Linked DNA regions of Homo sapiens: all the other regions are linked to region 1. Evidence: chromatin contacts called from ENCODE Hi-C or POLR2A ChIA-PET data. All regions are on one chromosome and are shown on one strand. Each heading gives the region's core, a stretch centred on a gene start or an enhancer-like site at or near the end of the contact. The rest is flanking DNA. Distances are from core to core; before and after follow the strand shown. Region 1 holds the start of METTL14 (methyltransferase 14, N6-adenosine-methyltransferase non-catalytic subunit). Region 2 holds the start of BBS12 (Bardet-Biedl syndrome 12). Region 3 holds the start of AFG2A (AAA ATPase AFG2A). Region 4 holds the start of EXOSC9 (exosome component 9).

Region 1 (4,750 bases), core at 546-3,045:
AAGGAGGGGCTGCTCCAACTGGCTCTAGACTTTGTAAGGGACATAGTCATCGCTCTAGATGCCAGAAGCAGAGAGTAAAATAAATGGACAATAGCTTTCCCATGTTCCACCTTTTGATTTCCTGCCTGTGCCTCCTGTGGGCAGAGTCTTACAGGAAGCCATCTAACAAGGAAGGCTGGGAAATGTAGTTTGTGGACTCCCTGCCTAGCCATCATCTCGAAGCAGAGGGTAGGTGAGTATGGGGTTCAAAGATTACAAGCAAGTAACCTGCATAGCAACTTATCAGGAAAAAGAAAAATCCTCCATTAGACAGTAAACTCATAAAGAAAAACCGACTTTAGTTTTTAATCTTTGACAGACTTTATAGACTCTAGGGCCTATCACAGTGCTTGCCATATAAAATGCTCAATCAATATCAACAGATATTTAAGTGAATAATTGCCTATTCTCACCATTGGTAAAATTTAAATCAGTATTCAACTTAAATGATTGCCAGATAATACAACTGATTTTTAAAGAAATACACTTTAACTCATATGGACATAAATATTTTACAGTATCCAAGTAGTGCTGACATTACTCAAGGAATTGTTTAGGACTACTTGTTCAAAATTGTCTTTCAGACCTAGTTCTTCGGAAATACATTATAATTATTTCTATAAAAGTGGGCATGACTAAGTAGAATCTAGTCTTGCCCACTTTTGGCCCAGCCTGACTCAACTGGTTTTGATCTGGATGACTTAATATTATTTCTGAAAATTAAATCTACTCTGAAAGAACAGACTTATTACTAATTTTGTTAAGTACTTACCGCGATTTCCAATTAAACTTGAGGCAACATGATGTCTTACTCCACTTCCGCCACTGTAGGCTTGAAATAAGATGGCAAGTGTGGTGAATAATAATGGTAATAACTCAAATAAGACTTTGGCCTTTGCTGCCATCCTATGAAGACAGAATCACCACCCCCCAGCCCTCACCCCTCACCCCCGCAATCCGAGTAATTTCAGGAAGCTATTTGTTTCCTTATCCTTGGGTTATTTTCAGTTAAGACAAATGTACAAGCACAAAAAGGAGTCTCTTAGCTTCTGACTCCTAGGACATAAACCAAGACACGCTTTACTATCACATACTCATTTCCCTAAAGGGAAGAAGCCAAAAAATGCATACTATAGTAAAATGGGAAACATTTCAAGGGACAGTAAGGTGTGGGGAAGAGTGGGCAGATGTTGTGGCTGTTACCTGCGTGAAGGTAAATAAAATATTAACAATAACAAGCACTTCTACACCGCTATGTGCAAGGTGCTATTTATCCTTTCAATCACAGCTCTGTGAGGTAGACACTTATGACTCCCATTTTACAGATGACAAAACTGAGGCTCACGAAGGTGGTTAACTAGCCAAGGCCACTCGTCTAGGAAGTGAGAGGCCAAGGTTCAATCCTAGGCAATCTGGCTTAAGTTTGTGTTCTGTTAAAAAAAAAAAAATTAAAGGTTATCTGGCAATTTTTTAAACGTCAGGACTGTCATCTGTGGAATCAATTGAAAAGGGAATCAACACTTCAGAAACTGTAATACACCAAGGGAACCTGCTATCCTGGGAAAGAGAGATAAAGGAGAAGTCAGCTGACTGTCCTCCTTCAGACTAGCTCAGACCACCCCAACCTGCGAGGGCCCTGGAGACCCCTGTGGCGCAACAGATCCCTTACTGGGTCCCTTCCAAGTGGCGTCACATAGCAAGCGTCCAGAAGGAGGCGGGACTTCCGGGCCAAGCGAGCCAATTCCGGCCGCGCCGGAAGTCTCTACTGAGGAAAGCTATGAGGATACTCTGTTCGTAAGCTCCCGGTGAATTTTGTTCCACAGACTCGGAAGAAAGGTTGGATAAGAGTTCACTGGAGATTGACAAGTACTCGGGATAGTGAAAAGCCGGAGTTGGAACATGGATAGCCGCTTGCAGGAGATCCGGGAGCGGCAGAAGTTACGGCGACAGCTCCTCGCGCAGCAGGTCCGCGGCCCTGGTGTCCCCTGTGGGAGGGATCGAGAATGCGAGTGCGCGGCCGCCTCCTCCCTCCACACCCCGCCTTTTTCTGTCCCTTCTCTACCTGCCGCTGTTAAGGCCTTTCTGGTCCTGCGATCTTGATCCCTGGTTCTGCCTTTGTAGTTCTCAATTTTCGCGGTGTCCCGAATGTTTTTCCAGTTCCTTCCGCGGTCTTTGTGGTGCTAAACCGAATGCCAGGATTAGCCTTTAAGCTTTGTGGAACTCCCACCGAGTGTCTGGCATGTTCACGCCAGGATGAGTGTCATGTTATCCCCTACATTTCTCTTCACTATTAAATGGTCATCTATTTCTTTCTTTTCTTCGTCGTCAGCCCCAAATTCTTGAGATTGTGGTTTCATTATGAAATACGTTTACAGTATTTTCTTTGACATCTTTCTGAAGACAACACTGGAAGTAGCCTGAGTGTAAATTTTAGATTCTGCATCTTATATAGAGTATCCTTGTCACATCCACAGTTAATATTTGAAATCTTACTCTGTGTTAGTCACAATAATCTCCTGAAACAGGTATTATTACCTTCACTTATCAAGTAATGAAAAAGGCTCCATACGTTAAGGAATTTTACTCCTGGTCGCTCACTTCTCTGCTGGGAAATAGAACCTAGGTTTGTCTCCCCAAAGCTTGTCTTCTAAACCATTGTCCTTCACTTCTTTCTTGTGTATGAGTAAGTTAACATTTGCTGATTAGTAGAGTGCACATGCAGAAAATACAGATTGTGCACAGTTCTACTTAAAATCGAGGCTGTATTTTCCATTCTACTATTCAGATCAGTAAAAGTGATAGGAGCAATGCTCATAGAGTGTAATTAGTCATCTTGCAGTTATTTTTCAGTAATGAAACTTGGTTTTAGTAAATGGACTTCTGAAACCTATCCTCTTTATGGTCTGATGAACAGATTTGTGGAATATGGCTAAAACCGTGGAAACTTGGAGTCAGATTTGTTCCTTTGTTCCTTATCCCGCTGGCATTACGATCTTGGGCAAATCAAGTATCCTTTCTAAGTCTTCTTTTCGCCAACTTCTTTTATCGTATTATCTTCAAAAATGTTAAGTAGCTCTTTGTTGCTACCACAGAAGACGTTTTACTCCTTAATATTGAATTCAAACTTCTATTTGACTCAATATACATTCATAGGACAATTATTTGTTTAGTGTTTTACACTCAGCAGATGCCAGGGGCTCTACCTTTTAAAGTCTTTTATGAATTGGTTGCACTCTACTTAGCCAGCCTTATAACCATTATTTGTTTACATTTGTTTGTATTTTGCAAAATTTTCCAAACTGCCAAACAAAATTTATGTTACCATTTTAAGGTAGTAAAGTTCAGCCTTGTGTCTATAAATAGTAAGACTTAGCTTGAGTAAAACTGGATCGATTTTTATTAGAGCATAGAATAAATAAGTTATATAAGCTGATGCCTACAAAATGTTTAACATGGTACCCACAACCCTGTGCAAACACTGTCTTATCTGCCTTTTTTAGTTATTGCTATTGCAGGTTGAATATCTCTTATCTGAAATGCTTGGGCCAGAAGTGTTTTGGATTTCAGATTTTTTTCAGGATTTGGAATATTTGCATATTACTTACTGGTTGAGCATGCCAAATACCAAAACTCAAAATCGGAATGCTTCAGTGACCATTTCCTTTGAATGTCATGTCAGTACTCAAAAAGTTCCAGATTTTGGAGCGTTTTGGATTTTGGATTTTCAGATTTGGAATGCTCATTTTATATTAAATCGTGTGTATTGCTTCACAGGAAATTGGCTAAAGTGTCTTATTTTCAAATACAGATGGTTCCAGACTTACTATCATTTGACTTAACAATTGACTTTATGATGGTTTGAGAGTGATAGGCATCCAGGCTGCTCATTGACTTACGGTGGAGTTGTGTTCTGATAAACCCATCATAAGTGGAAAATATTGTAACTTGAAAACACACTTACAACGTTTATTTTGAAACAGATTTACTTTCAACTTACAATGGGTTTATCAGGACATAACCTCATCATAAATCAAGGAGCCGCTGTATAACTGAAAGCATAAAATGTTTTGCCAGCTGTCAAACTCATCTTAATTAATGCGGTTTTTTTCCAGAGTTTTTCCAGTTTGTCTTGCAAGCTGATTAATTCATTGTTTTGTGTGTGTGTGTGTGTGTGTGAATTAAGGTGTTTTTGTTTTTTAAGTATTTAATGTATTAAATGCTGCTACAAATGCCCAGAAAGGCTATCCAGTGCATTGCAATCTAATTTCTGATTTTGTCTTTTCTCAGTTGGGAGCTGAAAGTGCCGACAGCATTGGTGCCGTGTTAAATAGCAAAGATGAGCAGAGAGAAATTGCTGAAACAAGAGAAACTTGCAGGTCAGTCAGATAATTCTTTTTTTTTTTTTTTTTGAGACAGGGTTTCACTCTGTTGCTTAGGCTGGATAGGCTGGAGTACAGTAGCATGATTATGGCTCACTGCAGCCTTGACTCCTGGGCTCAAGTGGTACACCTGCCTTGGCCTCCCAAAGTGCTGAGATTACAGATATGAGCCACTGTGCCGAGGCAGGTGGATCACTTGAGCCCAGGAAGTCGGGAGTTCGAGGCCAGTCTGGCCAACATGGTGAAATCCCATCTCTACTAAAAATACAAAAATTAGCCAGACATGGTGGCGGGCTCCTGTAATCCCCGCTACTCGGGAGCCTTAGGCAGTA
Region 2 (4,845 bases), core at 1,473-3,972, 4.0 Mb after region 1:
CTCTACACCACCTGTCCTAGCACAGAGGTATTAAGTGCTCACTATAGAGTCAAACTTACAGGGAAATATGGGTGATGTAAGTGCTATTTTGAATTTTCTTTATAACTAAAAGAAGAAAATTAGCAAATAATGTTTCCAGACAGTTCTATTTAATACTTTATGTATTTGAGTAACTGACTAAAAAGCAAATGTTCATCAGGTTTTTTTGGGTTGCACAAAAGGAAAATATAAGTTTTGTTTGCCAAATTCATTTGGATGTGAAGCCAACTTCATCAAACTTTAAAATTCTAAGTCTTTGTGACCTAAGGTTCTCAAAAGAGCAGCTAGAATCAATACTGTTCTTGGATTAATGGCTCAAAGAAGTCATTATGTTTTGTTTCTTGATGCTGTAGATTTAACATCATATTGGTAGAGATGTGTAACTTCTTACATGGATTAGACATCAAGAAGCCAATGTGTACATATAAACTAAAAACTGAAAATGAATACATTCAGATATTAAATTATAAAACTGCATAACAAATACAAATTTGTTAATTTTCCACAAGGACTAAAACAACGCTATTAATAACGAGTAGTCTTTTTCATCACTCTCAAAACATCTTCCTCGTTTATTTCTCCATCTCTATCATGATCAGCTTCATCAAGCATTTCCTGTAAAACAAAATGTAAATATATGAAATACATTTAAAATGACATAAATGAAGTCAAACACATATTCAAAACCAAATTTTATTTTAAATGCATAAGTGCAACTAAAGTTAGAATTATAATCCTAAATTATCACATAAGTTATAATTACATATAAATTATAATTATAAAAATAAGCAAAATCTACCTGAAGTTCATCATGTTAAATTTTCCCCTGGTTTCTTAGCAAACCTCTTGATACCGGTTAGTATTATACTTCCAGTATCATCATCATCAAATAATTTGAAAGTCTTCAATATTTCTTCTTTTTCATCTTTTTTACTCTTTTAAAAAAGAAGCAACTATCCAGTCTTTCATTTATTTATTTTATCAAGCTGGACTTAATTAGATCTTTGGGGTCTAAAGCAGCAATGTGCCAAGTAGCTGTGTTCTGATTTTATTTATTGGTCTTTTAACAATTATGTACTCACACCTGCCCTCAAGGTGCTTAAAGGTAGAGCTTGCTAAGGTGGAGAAGGCACAGGGTGGTCCAGAATGCATCTCTTATTAAACCTCATAATTCAGATCCGTTACCAAAAATGTAAGCTTCAAAATGGAAGGTTGTATCTTTCAATGCTCCTTAGAATAGTGCCTGGCAAAAATAGGCATTCAATATATGTTGCTGAATTAAAGGCTTCCAAATTCTGGCCCCATTCTCTCTATCCTGCAATATAGCCTCATTATTTCCTGACAAAAACCTCTTCTCCACATCATAGTCTTCTCATTACTACCCTGAAAACATATTTAATCTTGCTCTTCCTATCTCCCATCCTTAAAAACCTAGTTCTAATTGCTTCTCTATAAAACTTCTGATTGCTCCAGCCCTAAAATGTAGCAGGTTATTGCTAGTATTTCTTTGAAAAATAAAATCATAACTATATCATTTTTATACTCATAATGGCAAAAAAAAATCTTCAAAACTAATGGTGCCAATTCCTTCTTTATCAACTTCAGCTACCATTTTTTAAATTTCTTCTTTCTTTGGTTCAAATCCTAAGGCCCACACTGCAATCTGAAATAGGAAGAAAAGGAATTATAATATGCCATGATTTCTTTCTAAGCTTTTTAACTCCCTATTAAGAGCTTCTCTCTTTTCTATTATGGACTGAGCATAAACAGAAAATTAGGTCAGCAGGCCTGTGTTTCAGTCCTACTGTGCCATCATGTACATCACTGTTACACCCTGGGCTTTTGCCTACTCATTTATAAAACACAATTAAAATGCTTAACAAGATATCGTTTTGCTAATGCAGGGCAGGCATATGCACTGAAGAGACTTTATATTAAGCTTTCAGAAGACTACTTTTAAAGAAAGCCTTAAAGATTGCCACAAATAATATGGTTTTTAAAATGATTTAGAATTAGAAATAATTTCAGAACCTTCTTTTACATCGATGGTTCCAGACCCATCAATATCAAATAAATTAAAGGCGTCTTTAATTTCTTGCTTTTGGGATTCATTCAGTTCAATTTTTGCTGCTCTTTTCTTCCATTGGTCTGAACTTGTATGGTAGTTAGATGCCTGTAATACACACACATATGGGTGAAAGATAAATTATATAACTGGAATAGTTAGCAGAACCAGAATAATTGATGATAAACTATATTAAAGTACCTATTTCCTACTATAAAATGAATCTCAACAGGAGTAAGGAAGGAGTGCAGTTGCTGCCAGGGGCAGCCTTCCTTGCTCTGGCGGAAAAACTTCGGCCCCGGCCCCAGCAGAAGGTTACAGCTTCACACTCACCAGGTCCCCAGCCGGCAGCCGGCGCTCTCAGCCGGGACCTCCCGGCGTCACCTCCCGCAGCCCCGCCCAACCCAAGTCTTCACAGCTCACTGGCGGTTGCTAAGGCCGCTCTCACCGACCTCTCTCAGCCCCGCCCACCCAGCCTGAGTTATTGACATCCAGTTCATCCAATGGACAGAAAAAAAGGCCTTTAAACCAGCCCTTTCTCTCTACTCCCTACCAATAGCGTGACGTCCCCGCCTTTCGCAGCCCGGCGTTAAGCGGAACTTCTCTCTCCAGCTGTGTCTCTTAGCAACTAAGCCCCCGGCTCCTCCAGAAGCCCCTCTTCGCACATGCGCAAACTGCGGACGGGGAACTGGGCTCCCTAGCCCTGGCGTTTTTGGTGTTGCTGTCCCAGCCAGAATCGCGTCTGGCCGGTGGGAAGCCGGGAACTCCAGCCCCCTGTAGGAGAGGAGAAAGGAGCGAGGTTAGTAGTGAGGTGCTTCCGCTGACTGCTAAGCTAAGTCTTTCCTGAAGACGTGGGAGCCCGTGTGTTTGATTTTTCTGTCCTCTTCGGGCCAGGGAAAGAATGAGAATCTAGGGCCTGGAGGTCCTGGGGTGAATTGGTCCAGCATGTGGCTAGGAGTACTAGAGGAAGAGGGGACTGCCCTTTCTTTTTGCCGCTAGACTTTCCTCATTTTCTACAGTGCCTGGAGCTGGGCCTTCAGCCATTTACCTCCTCCCTGTTTTGGGCAGGGATTCTGGCATGGTAGACACCAGAATTCTGTATAGCAGTGGCATGGGGTAACAGTGTCGTTGGAGGGACGTGGGTATTGGGATAAGCATGGGTCTTGGGATGTATTTAAAGCTTCACTACATACATAGATAAACGTTTTTACATGTTTCGTGTAGCATTTGTTTACGAGGTAGGACTTTGGCCCCACCCATAATTACTATCGGACCCCGCCCTCCAACCCCAACACACACACACACACACACACACACACACACACACACACACACACACATCCAGCCATTTCCTTGGCCCAGTCCTAAGATTTGGCCAGTTGTCAACGATATCAACTTGATCTGCACTTCAGAGTCAGACACAGGTAGTCTGATTATCCAGTTGATTCAGTAACGGCCTAGATTTAGATACTTGTGAAACTTTTGTAAACCAACTCAATCTCTTGTCCAGAGGGCCAGATTTACTGCTTCTGCCCGTTCTGAATTTGGCCAGGAATCAGCTTAAAGGACAGGGGAGAAAGACTGAGGTAGGATGGACCACTGACTTCCTGGTGGGAATGAAGGAATGAGAGAATCTTAAAACTTCTAACCTTTAATTGCTCACACATGCGGACCCCTTTTATGCCTCCTACAATGTCTTCTCTAGAGGAAATATTTTCTAAAAATTATACTGGATTCTTCAAAAATGGATTCAGGAAGAATACTAACTTTAGTCTTTTTTTTTTTTTTTTTTTTTTTGTCTCACTTATCTTCCTGAAGGCAGGAGAGGAAAACAAGTGCAAAGTGCATTCTTGAAGCACTCTGTCAAATCACTTTTCATGCTTCATTGAGTAGAAACATGGCACATTTTCCAAAGCCATCAGCCTGTCTTGTTCATATTATATCCCAGACAGACACGCAAGTATTGTAATCATTGATAAAAATCTCATTAGGCTTCTGGAAAATAGGTAAGTTTATCCTCATATTGCAGGTGATTTTTCCATATAAAGTTACCCAGTGAAAATTAAAATGGCACAAATCCAAGATAATTTTTGAGTTAAGTAAAATGTGGTCACTTTAATATATGATTTTTCACGTCATTTATCTCACTTGGAAAGTTGCTCTTGATCAGTTTCAAGGTCATACACTTTTTTTTTTTTGAGACCGAGTCCTGCTCTGTCGCCCAGGCTGGAGTGCAGTGGCTCAATCCCGGCTCACTGCAAGCTCCACCTCCCGGGTTCTCGCCGTTCTTCTGCCTCAGCCTCCCGAATAGCTGGGAGTACAGGCGCCCGCCACCGCGCCCGGCTAATTTTTTTGTATTTTTAGTAGAGACGGAGTTTCACCGTATTAGCCAGGATGGTCTCCATCTCCTGACTTCATGATCCGCTCGCCTCGGCCTCTCAAAGTGCTGGGATTACAGGCGTGAGCAACTGCGCCCGGCCATATACTTCATTTTTAATACTAATATTAAAAGGATTTCTTAGACCCAGAAATGAATAGTGACCAAGTATATACTCAACCCAATCCTAATTTCGAGGATCTCTTGGATCATGTTTGATCTAATGACAATTAAATGGCGGAGTAGTATATTAACCTATTTTTATATCACTATGATTTAGGCTTTTATATTTGGAATATTTACTGCTAGTTAAAATGTTTTTTTAATTGTAGGCTCAGATTCCAACTCCCAGATCTTGAATAGG
Region 3 (4,796 bases), core at 1,664-4,163, 4.2 Mb after region 1:
ACTTCATGTGTAAATAGTCTCTCTTTATAGGCACTACCATTCAGTTAGTTTTGTTCAATTATAACAACAGAACCAGCAGGAGTTCTTCAAGGTAGCATAGTGCAGTAAGAAAGGTGTAGAGCCAGGGCAAGTAAATTTTTCTCTCTGTGCCTCACTACTGTCATCTTTAAAATAGGAATAATAATGCTATCTACCTCAAAGGGTTGTTAGGAGGATTAATTACTATTTATAAAGATCCTAAAACATCTACCATTAAGTGCAACAAAATTTGTTTTATTGAAAAAATATAACAAGTATTTGGTACTTAAGTTTACAAATTAGTTTCATCTTTGATCAACGCATCTATCCAGTAATTAGAGCTGGCGTTATTCACAAAAAGCAAGCTAAGAAGCAAATATTTTTGGTGGCAATTTGCCTAATGCCTGGCTAAGCACATGGCAGAACCTGGTACTTAAACCCAGAATGTGCACCTCCAAATCGCACAGCTTTCTGCTTTGTCATGCTGACTGGGGTAGTGCTTTGATCACCTGTTTGGTCATTGATAAGTATCAGTGGGTACAACACCTGTGTCTACCCACACACTGGAAGATAAAACGATTGATTCTCCTATTAGTGACACTGTTGCAGTATAAGCGGGCTTGTCAGCAATTACTAGCAAGTAGGAGAGAAAATAATGTGAAGAGGTAAGAAGTCTGGGAATGAGGATGAGTAAACATTGAAATAACTAGCTCAATTATATTTACAGATATGCTTCTTGCCATATTGCTCAATAGGATAAAGATTATTTTGAGTTTCCAGTGTGAGAGATTTTTCCATAGTTGAATTTGCATGCTATGCCTTCAATTAGATTATAAAACCCTCAGAGGCCGTTTGAAAAACTGCTGCACCACTAAATCGACTTCTTCCAAAGTGAAGGCTCCTCCATCCAAGCTTTCTTATCATTGGGCTCAAGGTTGAAAGCCAGTAAAAAGTTTTCTTATTGAAGACTGAAACCACCCACCACCGTCCCTGGTTAATCATAAAAGAAGCGTTATTCTAAAAAACTCCAGTTCTCGCTGAGACAGCTGTTGACCCAATTTGTATACAAATGTGACACTCTGAACCTCTCTGGTTTAGTATTTGATAGCCCAACAGGGTGACTATATTCAATAAAGATTCAGGCTGGGTGCAGTGGCTCCTGCCTGTAATCCCAGCACTTTGAGGGGCCAAGGCGGGAGAATCAGTTGAGCCCGGGAGACTGAGACCAGCCTGGGCAACACAGTGAGACACCGTTTCTAGAAAAAATAGAAAAAAGCCAGATGCGCGCCTGTAGTCCTAGCTACCCAGGAGGCTGAGGTGGGAGGATTGCTTGAGCTCAGGGGTTGGAGGCTGCAGTGAACCCTGATCCTACCACTGCACTCTAGCCTGGGAGACAGAATGATACCCTCTCTCAAAAAAAAAAAAAAAAAAAAAAACAAACTGTACATTTAAAAATAACTAAGAGTAACTGGATTATGGTTGAATGCTTGTGGTGATGAGTATCTCATTTACCCTGATGTAATTATTACACATTTATACCTCTATCAAAATAGCTCATATACCCCATAAACATACACACCTACTATGGACCCACAAAAATTAAAAATAAAAAAGAAAAGCCTCTTTGGTCCACTCAGTCCACCACCCGTATTAGAATGTAAGAGTTTTTTTCCTTGGGAAAAGTGTCCGACAGAACCAAGGCTCGGTAAAGGATACTAATAATGTAATAATATAATATTAACAAACATCTACTGAGCTTTAAATACGTGGCAGGCACTGTGCTGTGCACTTTATGTGCATTATCCAAATTAACTCTCAGTAATTCCAGGAGTTCTTATCACCGGGGTCTGTGGAAGAGGAAATGGTGGTTTACGGCAATTTCCGAATGTCGCACAGTAGAAAGTGGACCAGCAACCAGGGTTGCAGATCCCAAAGTCCGGGATCTTCACCATTTCACCCAACCGCCTTAGAGACCTCCCAGCAAAAGGTCTAAGCACGAATGCTCCAGAAAACAGGTCCAGGTCACGCGTGCCTTCTCCCTTTCCCTCTGGGCTCGACAGTGGTGCACAGAGCGACTAGGGAGTGGGGGCCGCGGTTATTTCATTAGAAAAGCTCTGGAGCCCCGGGAGCCCTTCGTCCCAGGCGCACTTGCCCTGCAAGCCCTTCTGGAAGGCGGCAGCGTCCAGGCGGTCCAGCGCATCGAGCCGCGCCAGGCGCACCGAGATGCCCCCGAATCTGTCCAGCTCGCCCTGCAGATCGCACGCTCCAACTGGCGGATTCCGCACGTAACCCTGTGCGCCCGAGGCCCAGCGGTAACCCGCCGAAGGCCCGGGGCCGTAGGTTCGGGCAAGCATCGCGCGCCAGCGGCCCCAGCTCAGTGGCTGCCGCATCTCCACGCCGCTTAATTCGTCCGTTGCCCAAATGACCCCTCCGCGCTCCAGAGCGGAGATCGCGGCCGTACATTTTAGAAGAGTGCCATCAATACCCTCAGAGTTGAGCTGGGGTTACCACTCTGCAGAGCTATGCCAAGGAGACCGCGAAGTGGTCCACCAGCCCTTCTCAGCAATTTGCCCCGCTCCAGTTAAGCGGGGAAAACCTCCTCCCCCACCGCCACTCACTTATTTTGTTTGGTAGTTTAATTCAACAGACGTTGGTTTAGGGATGGGGAAGCCGGGAGGAGATGCAAAAACGTCCTGTTTTTCAGGAATTTACAATCTAAGTGGCAGTTCCGTTCCTGGAACCTATCTTCTTTCACAGATGCCGTTACAGCTGTTTCAAAGACTGCTGGTTTTGAAAACGCTCAGTCCCTCCCACCACGCTGTGCACTGCTGCGCTCCACTCAGGGGATTACGGCGCAGGGGCGGACCCTCGCTGACTTCTGCCCCGGAAGTTTTTCTCTCAGTTGAAGCGCGCACATTGAGTCGGCTTTTCTACTGCTTCGGCTAGGGTACCTTGTGACCATGTCTTCCAAGAAGAATAGAAAGCGGTTGAACCAAAGCGCGGAAAATGGTTCGTCCTTGCCCTCTGCTGCTTCCTCTTGTGCGGAGGCACGGGCTCCTTCTGCTGGATCAGACTTCGCGGCAACCTCCGGGACTCTGACGGTGACCAACTTATTAGAAAAGGGTAAAGAATTCCGGGTGGGAGACTAGAGGCCGAGGGGGCGCAACCTGAGGGGCGGGAGACTCAGTGATACTGACTTGGGGTGCAGAGACTTTTGAAAGTTGGGCGTGGCATGGGTCTGAGAGCGGCACAGAAGCGTGTAAGACTTCTGTATGTAAGAAGCATGCAAACGTAGCCGCGCCTGCACTGGAGAAGTTAGGCTGAAATGGTTTATCCGTGTCCAAGGTTTCTCTTTTGTAAATTATTTTGAATTTTTAAGTTGCACTTGAAACGCTTTGTCTCATTTAACATTAACGACACATTTAATTGCAAAATTGTTCATAACTAGCGAACATGGGATACTTATCCTAAAAAACTAAATAACCAATTCAGTAAAAATGTGGATCACTCTGCCTTTAGGAGTGATGATAGCATTTTCTTCCAGTACTACGCAGGTTATGATATTTAATAACTGCTAGTAACTGCACACTAGTGTTAGCAGTATATATAGCTCATCTAATTTCTACAGAAGCCGTGACCGATGGGTATAGTAATGACAGTTTTATAGAGGGAGGAAAGTTAACGTGATTCCATTCAGGCTACACAGGTGCTAAGTGGCAGAGCCGATATTTGAGTCCAGATGTGTTTGACTTAAAAGCCATTCCTAGATGACAGCTCCTTTGATTTGGGAGAACGTATTTATACTGAAAAGTCTTATAAATTGAATTAAAAATTGAAAATTTATATTTGATGTGTAATAGCTTTGAAAAATGGACCAGACTAGTGGCAAAAACTTTTATGTCTAATCAGACCTTAAAGACAATTTAGAGTTCACATGGTATTTTCACTCTGCCTTAGGTATCAGAGGACAACTTGTTCTGTCCTGAAGGTTCAACTTGTTTTTGAACTAGATCCTTCCCATTGACATGTAAACATGCTCATTTCTCTTCCATCTTAAATCAGAACAAAAGCTCCACATTTTCTTCCTGCAACCGTCTCTCTATCCATTGCCAAGCTTCTTAAATGGAGTGGTCTCTGCCGCCTCACCACTTACATACTCTCCCTAGCCTATTCCTCTTTGACTTCCACCCCATCATTCCATGGAAACTGTTCCTGGTGTGGTCTCCGAGCATCTCCGTGTTGATAAACCTTACGTGACCACAGCAACTTTTGGTATTGTTGACCATTCCCTCCTTCTCGAAACACTTAACTTCTTATGTGTTGTCAAACTTGCCTGGTTTTCTTCATCTTTGTTGATGTTTCATCATTTTTCTTTGCAGGCTCGTCCTCTTCCCTTGACCATTAAATGTTGAAGTTCGTCAATTCTTAGTCCAAAACCTTTTTTTTCCTCTCAATAAATCCTGTCTCCTTGGCAAGTTCATCCAGTGCCCAGAGTTTCCCATCTATAGTCTCTTCAGTGTCAGATTTATATTTGTAAATCTTTTGTTTTTGCGCCTTGATGTGGTTGCCTTTTAGCCAAATGCTTCTCAAGCTCTCTGTGGTGAAGACTTTAAAATTTATAATAGGTCACAGATCAGCACTTTTCTAAAATACAGTAAAAATGATTTTCTAGAAAAATAAGGAAAAATTTTTATTAAACAGATGTGAAATTACTCTGTAAATTTCAATAAAAGCTTCTATATACTTATTCTCCTGTTTTGTACTTGTCATGAAGCAGT
Region 4 (5,034 bases), core at 2,047-4,546, 3.1 Mb after region 1:
GGCTGGTCTCGAACTCCTGAACTCAAGTGATCTGCCCACCTTGACCTCCCAAAGTACTGAGATTACAGGCATGAGCCACTGTGCCCAGCCTTTTTTTATTTTTGAGATGGATTCTTGCTCTATTGTTCAGGCTGGAGTGCAGTGGTACAATCTCAGTTCACTGCAACCTCCATCTTTTGGGTTCAAGCGATTCTCCAGCCTCAGCCTCCTGAGTAGCTGCGATTACAGGTGTGTGCCACCATGCCCAGCTAATTTTTGTATTTTTAGTGGAGACGGGGGTTTCACCATGTTGGCCAGGCTGGTCTCAAACTCCTGACCTCAAGTGATCTGGCTGCTTTGGCCTCCTAAAGTGCTGGGATTACAGGCGTGAGCCACCGCACCTGGCCTCCACCCATTAATTCTTTCACCAGATGTGCTAAGTAGGCCATTCATCCTTTGATTCACAAGGTACACTACCAGTCTCAGTGGGTGCTACAAAGGTGAAGAAGACATAGACTTTATACTCTAGTAGAAATGTACTAGAATTCCTTCGGACACACTTTTACAAAGACCAACTCAAATGTATTGGCTCACTAGAATCGCATGGGGTCAGGAAAGGGCATTTCTCCAAGAAATAGAAGGCTGCTGGTCAGACAAAGCAACTGATGTTCAATAAAGAGAATGCACACTCAAATAGTTTGTTGAGAACTAGGTTATTTTTAGACAGATCATCCAGATTAATATGCTGATTCCAACTGATTCTTCTTTTAAGAACAGAAGGTGAGGCCAGGTGCGGTGGCTCACTCCTGTAATCCCAGCACTTTGGGAGGCCAAGGTGGGCGAATCACCTGAAATCAGGAGTTTGAAACCAGCCGGACCAACATGGTGAAACCCCATCTCTACTAAAAATACAAAAATTAGCCAGGCGTTGTGGTGCATGCCTGTAGTCCCAGCTACTTGGGAGGCTGAGGCAGGAGAATTACTTTAACCTGGGAGGTGGAGGTTGCAGTGAGCCAAGATCATGCCACTGCACTCCAGCCTGGGTGACAGAGTGAGACTCTCTCAAAAAAGAAAAAAAAAATAATAGAATGTATCACATTACCTGACACATTATCTGAACCTCTTCTTAACCTTCCAAACTTATTTTTCCCTGAAATCATGAAACAAATTTTCCTTTGGCATTCAAAAATTTCTTATAAACACAAGGTTGTAAAGTACATATATTTTAGGATGGTATGTAGATGTAAGTGGAGATGGGTCATACACCTTTGGATTAACTCGAAAATAAAAAGACAAAAGCAAGAGTGTTTAAATTAGAATATAAAAGTGAAAGTAGAAAAGAACAGTGGAAATTCAACAAAAGTGGAAGGAAAGCAAAGTAATCAAGCAGCAGTTTCAGAAAAGCAATCTGTCATGCTGAGTTTGGGCAGTTTCATGGGAAGCCTTTGCCAACCCAACAAGAAAGGAGGAAACTAACATTTGAATAGCTATCATGTCCAAAATGTTTCATCAGATGCTTTCATTCAGACCACTTAACACAGAATAATTGTTATTTCCAATCTGAAGATACAGAACCCCCAAATCAGAAAGAATATTTAGCTCACTCCAAGTTCATTTGAGCTGAACTTTATCTGAAGCCAAAGTCCATTCTCTTTCCATTACCAAGCTGCCTTGCAGTAAATAACAGGCTATTTCAACAAAGGTCTATTTCATCGCTGAAGGGAAAAATTACCAAATGGCCACTGAAAGAACTCAAGGATTTAAATGAAGAACTTATCAACCAGGAGTTCTGGTATGAAACTGTACTATAAAAATGAATTCATGTTGCTAAAGAACTTAAGTGGTTAGTACCCTGTAATCCCCTTGCCGATTTTGAAAATTAATCATTTCTGTCCACTTTCCTCCTTCTTCACAATTTCTCTCTCCAGACCATGTGGAGCTCATCTCATCTCAGTTTTTGCATATGTTACTCTTTCTGCTTGAAACACTTTTCCTCTCCAGATGGCATCAAGGGTGCTCCTGCTCAACACCAAAGATTTACTTTACTTTAATGTCACCGCTACAAAGTCACCTGTTCCTGCAACTACCCCTATTAAGATAGCATTCCTATTCTCAGAGAGCACTTAACACTGTATGAAATTGTTCTATTTGTTTAGGGTTTTTTGCCTTTTCCAAAAAGAATATAAATTCCTTGAAAGGATCTTGTCTACCCTGTTTCTCCAGCACTTAAATTATTCTTGGACAGAGTAGGCCCTCTTCAAGTATTTATTGAGTACATGGATTGCAAGTGGTACAAAGTGAGACTAAAATGTATCACTGGTAGAAAAAACTTGTGAGAAGCTACCAAAGAAGCCAGAGAAAGACTGCGTAGGAGTTACAGTGCCTACCACCTCTAAAGCAAAAGGAAACAAAATAATAATATGCAAACACTTAAATAGTGCTTATTCCATGCCAGGCACTGTTCTAAACATTTTATGTATATATTAACTCATTTTTATTCCTCAGAATAAATAGGTTTCTCACTTCCCCTGCTTTGTTTTTGTTTTTGTTTTTTTTTTGCCGGTGAGTAATGTGAAGCACACAGGTTAACTTGCCCAGGGTTATAGTAGTTAATGATAGCCTTAAAATTTGAACCCTGGCAGTGAACACTTTTTAAAACTACTATTTGATACTGCCTCTCCAAAAAAGCTGAGTGGTTGGCAGCATGGCCCCGCTAAGGCTTCTCTGTGACCGTAAAAAAAAGTCTATCGACTTAAAATAACTGGAGAGGGGATAAGAAATAAACGGTGCATTTACTTTCAGTCCACAGTAGTAGTAACATCGTTAGTTACTACGTGCGAACATTCTCCATTCTCATCAACTTCTCAGATCCCACAAGATTTCACCTTTGGCCACAAAAACATCCCATTTCACCAATTTATCTTTCTCCCCCAACCCTTATGCCGCCTCATTCCAGTGTTTGTTCATTTAATCTGCTCCAAATCCTGCATCTGCGGCTTTCCAGGGACCAATGTCAACTCATCTGTGAAATTGCAGAAGTACATGTCTAGTCTCCACCCCGTGAGAGGACTGAGCAAAGGGTGAAGTGTGCGAGCGGTCTACTGATAATAATTTCTATCACTCTCATGGTTATTTTAAGTATCCTTTTCTCCTCTGCACTTTATGAGAAAAGAAACGGAACTTCACGTTCAGAAACGGCCTCCCAAAGCCGCAATGGCTTCTCGCAGCTCGCTGGCCTTCCCCAATCACGCTTTGAGTCTGCGCAGTAGCTGCAGCCCAAGCCATTTCCCATTTTTCCGCCGCCGCGCCTTGATGACGTAATTTTCCTGCGCCTCGGGGCGAGCAGCGGCGCGCAAGGAAAGATCGGGTTCCGTTTTTCCCGCGGATTCTGGTGCCTGTGGGGCCGGTGACCCAACACCATGAAGGAAACGCCACTCTCAAACTGCGAACGCCGCTTCCTACTCCGTGCCATCGAAGAGAAGAAGGTATGGTTTGGTGCCCGCAGAATTGCGCGCTGCGTGGGCGCTCGGGTCTCAAGGTGTGGACTGATACCTGGCCCGCCTGGGCCCGGGGAGCTACTAGGGGAACGACCGGCACGTTCACCCCATCCCTCAGGCTTTATTTATTTTTTTTCGACAGGTTCTTTTCAAGGCTCCAGTCACCGCAGCAGTTGTCCATGCTGTAGTTTCCACTTTCCTGTATGGGCGGGCTGGTTAGGATTCCACTTTCCCCCAAGTGCTTAGCCCAGGGCCAGACAAAAAGTAGTTGCTTAAGAAATACTTGTTGAAGGAATAAATTAATGAATGAATTTGTGCTTACAGCGGCTGGATGGCAGACAAACCTATGATTATAGGAACATCAGGATCTCATTTGGAACAGATTACGGATGCTGCATTGTGGAACTTGGAAAAACAAGGTAACAGGATTTAAATGAGATACACATTCGGAAGGGAGAAGTTTGAAAAAAGACCTTATTGACTTGGTTGTTTATAAAGCAGCTAAGAAGTCTGGACAGTATTCTTTGTTTAGCTGACAAAAATAAGTATTTTTTTATGCGAGATTTTTTGCTTTTGTGGTCACACTTGAACTTTTTAATCATAAACGTATTTTCTGTCACGTATCACATAGTTCTTTTCTGACTTCTATAAATCGTATAGACAACTAGTAGTGATCATATGGAATTTGTTTCTCACACTAATATAGAGATCTTGAGCATCTTGTCATTAAGTGTACATCCTGCTTTCTTTTTCCTGAGTGACATGAAAATTAGGTTTTCAGATATTCATTTGAAAGTTGTGAGGCTATTTGGTCACATAATGGTGGTGAACTATGCCATGTGAAAACCTTTAAGAAATCTCAGGTTTTCATGCCATCTTGTATCAATAAATACTTGCTTTAGAGGTAAAGGTCACTGATTTTTAAAACAATCTGTGGAATAGTAAACATTGTAATAAGAAGAGAGGTGTTTTTTCTGTCGTGTTTTTAGTTGTACCAATTTATGTTTTATTTCTGTGTATATTATACTTTACATATAATTTTTATCTCCTATGATTTATTTGGCTGAGTATGATATTACTCACATTAAGATTGAAACTTGTTATCTGTTTCAGTTTTTTGTTTTGGAAGGAGAGTCTATTTGGTTAATACTTTGTAACTTTATCTTTGCAGAGTTCTTGGACAGGTTTCCTGTGAACTTGTGTCTCCAAAACTCAATCGGGCAACAGAAGGTATTCTTTTTTTTAACCTTGAACTCTCTCAGATGGCCGCTCCAGCTTTCGAACCTGGCAGGTATTTAAATCTTTTTCTTAAGTTGCTTTAGTCATAGGAGAACCTAACAGCAGTGAGCTTTTGTTTTAATACCTGGTGTTATATTTCATGACATTAGCCCATTCCTATTTTCTCCTTATAGGCAGTCAGATCTCTTGGTGAAGTTGAATCGACTCATGGAAAGATGTCTAAGAAATTCGAAGTGTATAGACACTGAGTCTCTCTGTGTTGTTGCTGGTGAAAAGGTGGGGAATATGCCCATAATTCTTAATCTTAGGATGAATACTG

Evidence for each region. Hi-C counts contacts between places; a loop is a spot of excess contacts on that map. ChIA-PET counts read pairs that join two places held with the same protein, here RNA polymerase II (POLR2A). Pooled maps may share reads with other maps.
Region 2: a loop to region 1 is called in a map of B cell, with 8 times the contacts of the local background. The contact joins the promoter of BBS12 here to the promoter of METTL14 in region 1. A Hi-C loop is called at or near these places in 1 of 168 maps with a recorded cell type or tissue (B cell) and 6 of 50 pooled maps. POLR2A ChIA-PET finds 5 or more read pairs at or near these places in 1 of 52 experiments (CD4-positive, alpha-beta T cell).
Region 3: a loop to region 1 is called in a map of CD8-positive, alpha-beta T cell, with 8 times the contacts of the local background. The contact joins the promoter of AFG2A here to the promoter of METTL14 in region 1. A Hi-C loop is called at or near these places in 2 of 168 maps with a recorded cell type or tissue (CD4-positive, alpha-beta T cell and CD8-positive, alpha-beta T cell) and 7 of 50 pooled maps.
Region 4: a loop to region 1 is called in a pooled map, with 7 times the contacts of the local background. The contact joins the promoter of EXOSC9 here to the promoter of METTL14 in region 1. A Hi-C loop is called at or near these places in 7 of 50 pooled maps. POLR2A ChIA-PET finds 5 or more read pairs at or near these places in 2 of 52 experiments (H1 and common myeloid progenitor, CD34-positive).

What each region holds. Positions count from the first base shown.
Region 1 is chr4:118,683,597-118,688,346 of GRCh38, forward strand. It overlaps METTL14 (methyltransferase 14, N6-adenosine-methyltransferase non-catalytic subunit), which reads left to right and starts at 1,796. Exons shown (of 11, transcript NM_020961.4): 1 at 1,796-2,004; 2 at 4,327-4,415. The coding sequence starts at 1,939. It overlaps METTL14-DT (METTL14 divergent transcript), which reads right to left and starts at 1,745. Exons shown (of 7, transcript NR_125930.1): 1 at 1,709-1,745; 2 at 812-871. RefSeq lists enhancers at 1,755-2,014, 2,195-2,334.
Region 2 is chr4:122,729,982-122,734,826 of GRCh38, forward strand. BBS12 (Bardet-Biedl syndrome 12) reads left to right here and starts at 2,723. Exons shown (of 2, transcript NM_152618.3): 1 at 2,723-2,903. It also overlaps the pseudogene CETN4P. RefSeq lists a silencer at 2,393-2,612 and an enhancer at 2,973-3,182.
Region 3 is chr4:122,920,165-122,924,960 of GRCh38, forward strand. It overlaps AFG2A (AAA ATPase AFG2A), which reads left to right and starts at 2,914. Exons shown (of 16, transcript NM_145207.3): 1 at 2,914-3,141. The coding sequence starts at 2,979. It overlaps NUDT6 (nudix hydrolase 6), which reads right to left and starts at 2,433. Exons shown (of 5, transcript NM_007083.5): 1 at 2,171-2,433. The coding sequence starts at 2,408. RefSeq lists enhancers at 2,577-3,113, 2,906-3,275.
Region 4 is chr4:121,798,027-121,803,060 of GRCh38, forward strand. It overlaps EXOSC9 (exosome component 9), which reads left to right and starts at 3,297. Exons shown (of 12, transcript NM_005033.3): 1 at 3,297-3,464; 2 at 3,801-3,895; 3 at 4,648-4,767; 4 at 4,889-4,991. The coding sequence starts at 3,399. RefSeq lists enhancers at 2,486-3,289, 3,098-3,367.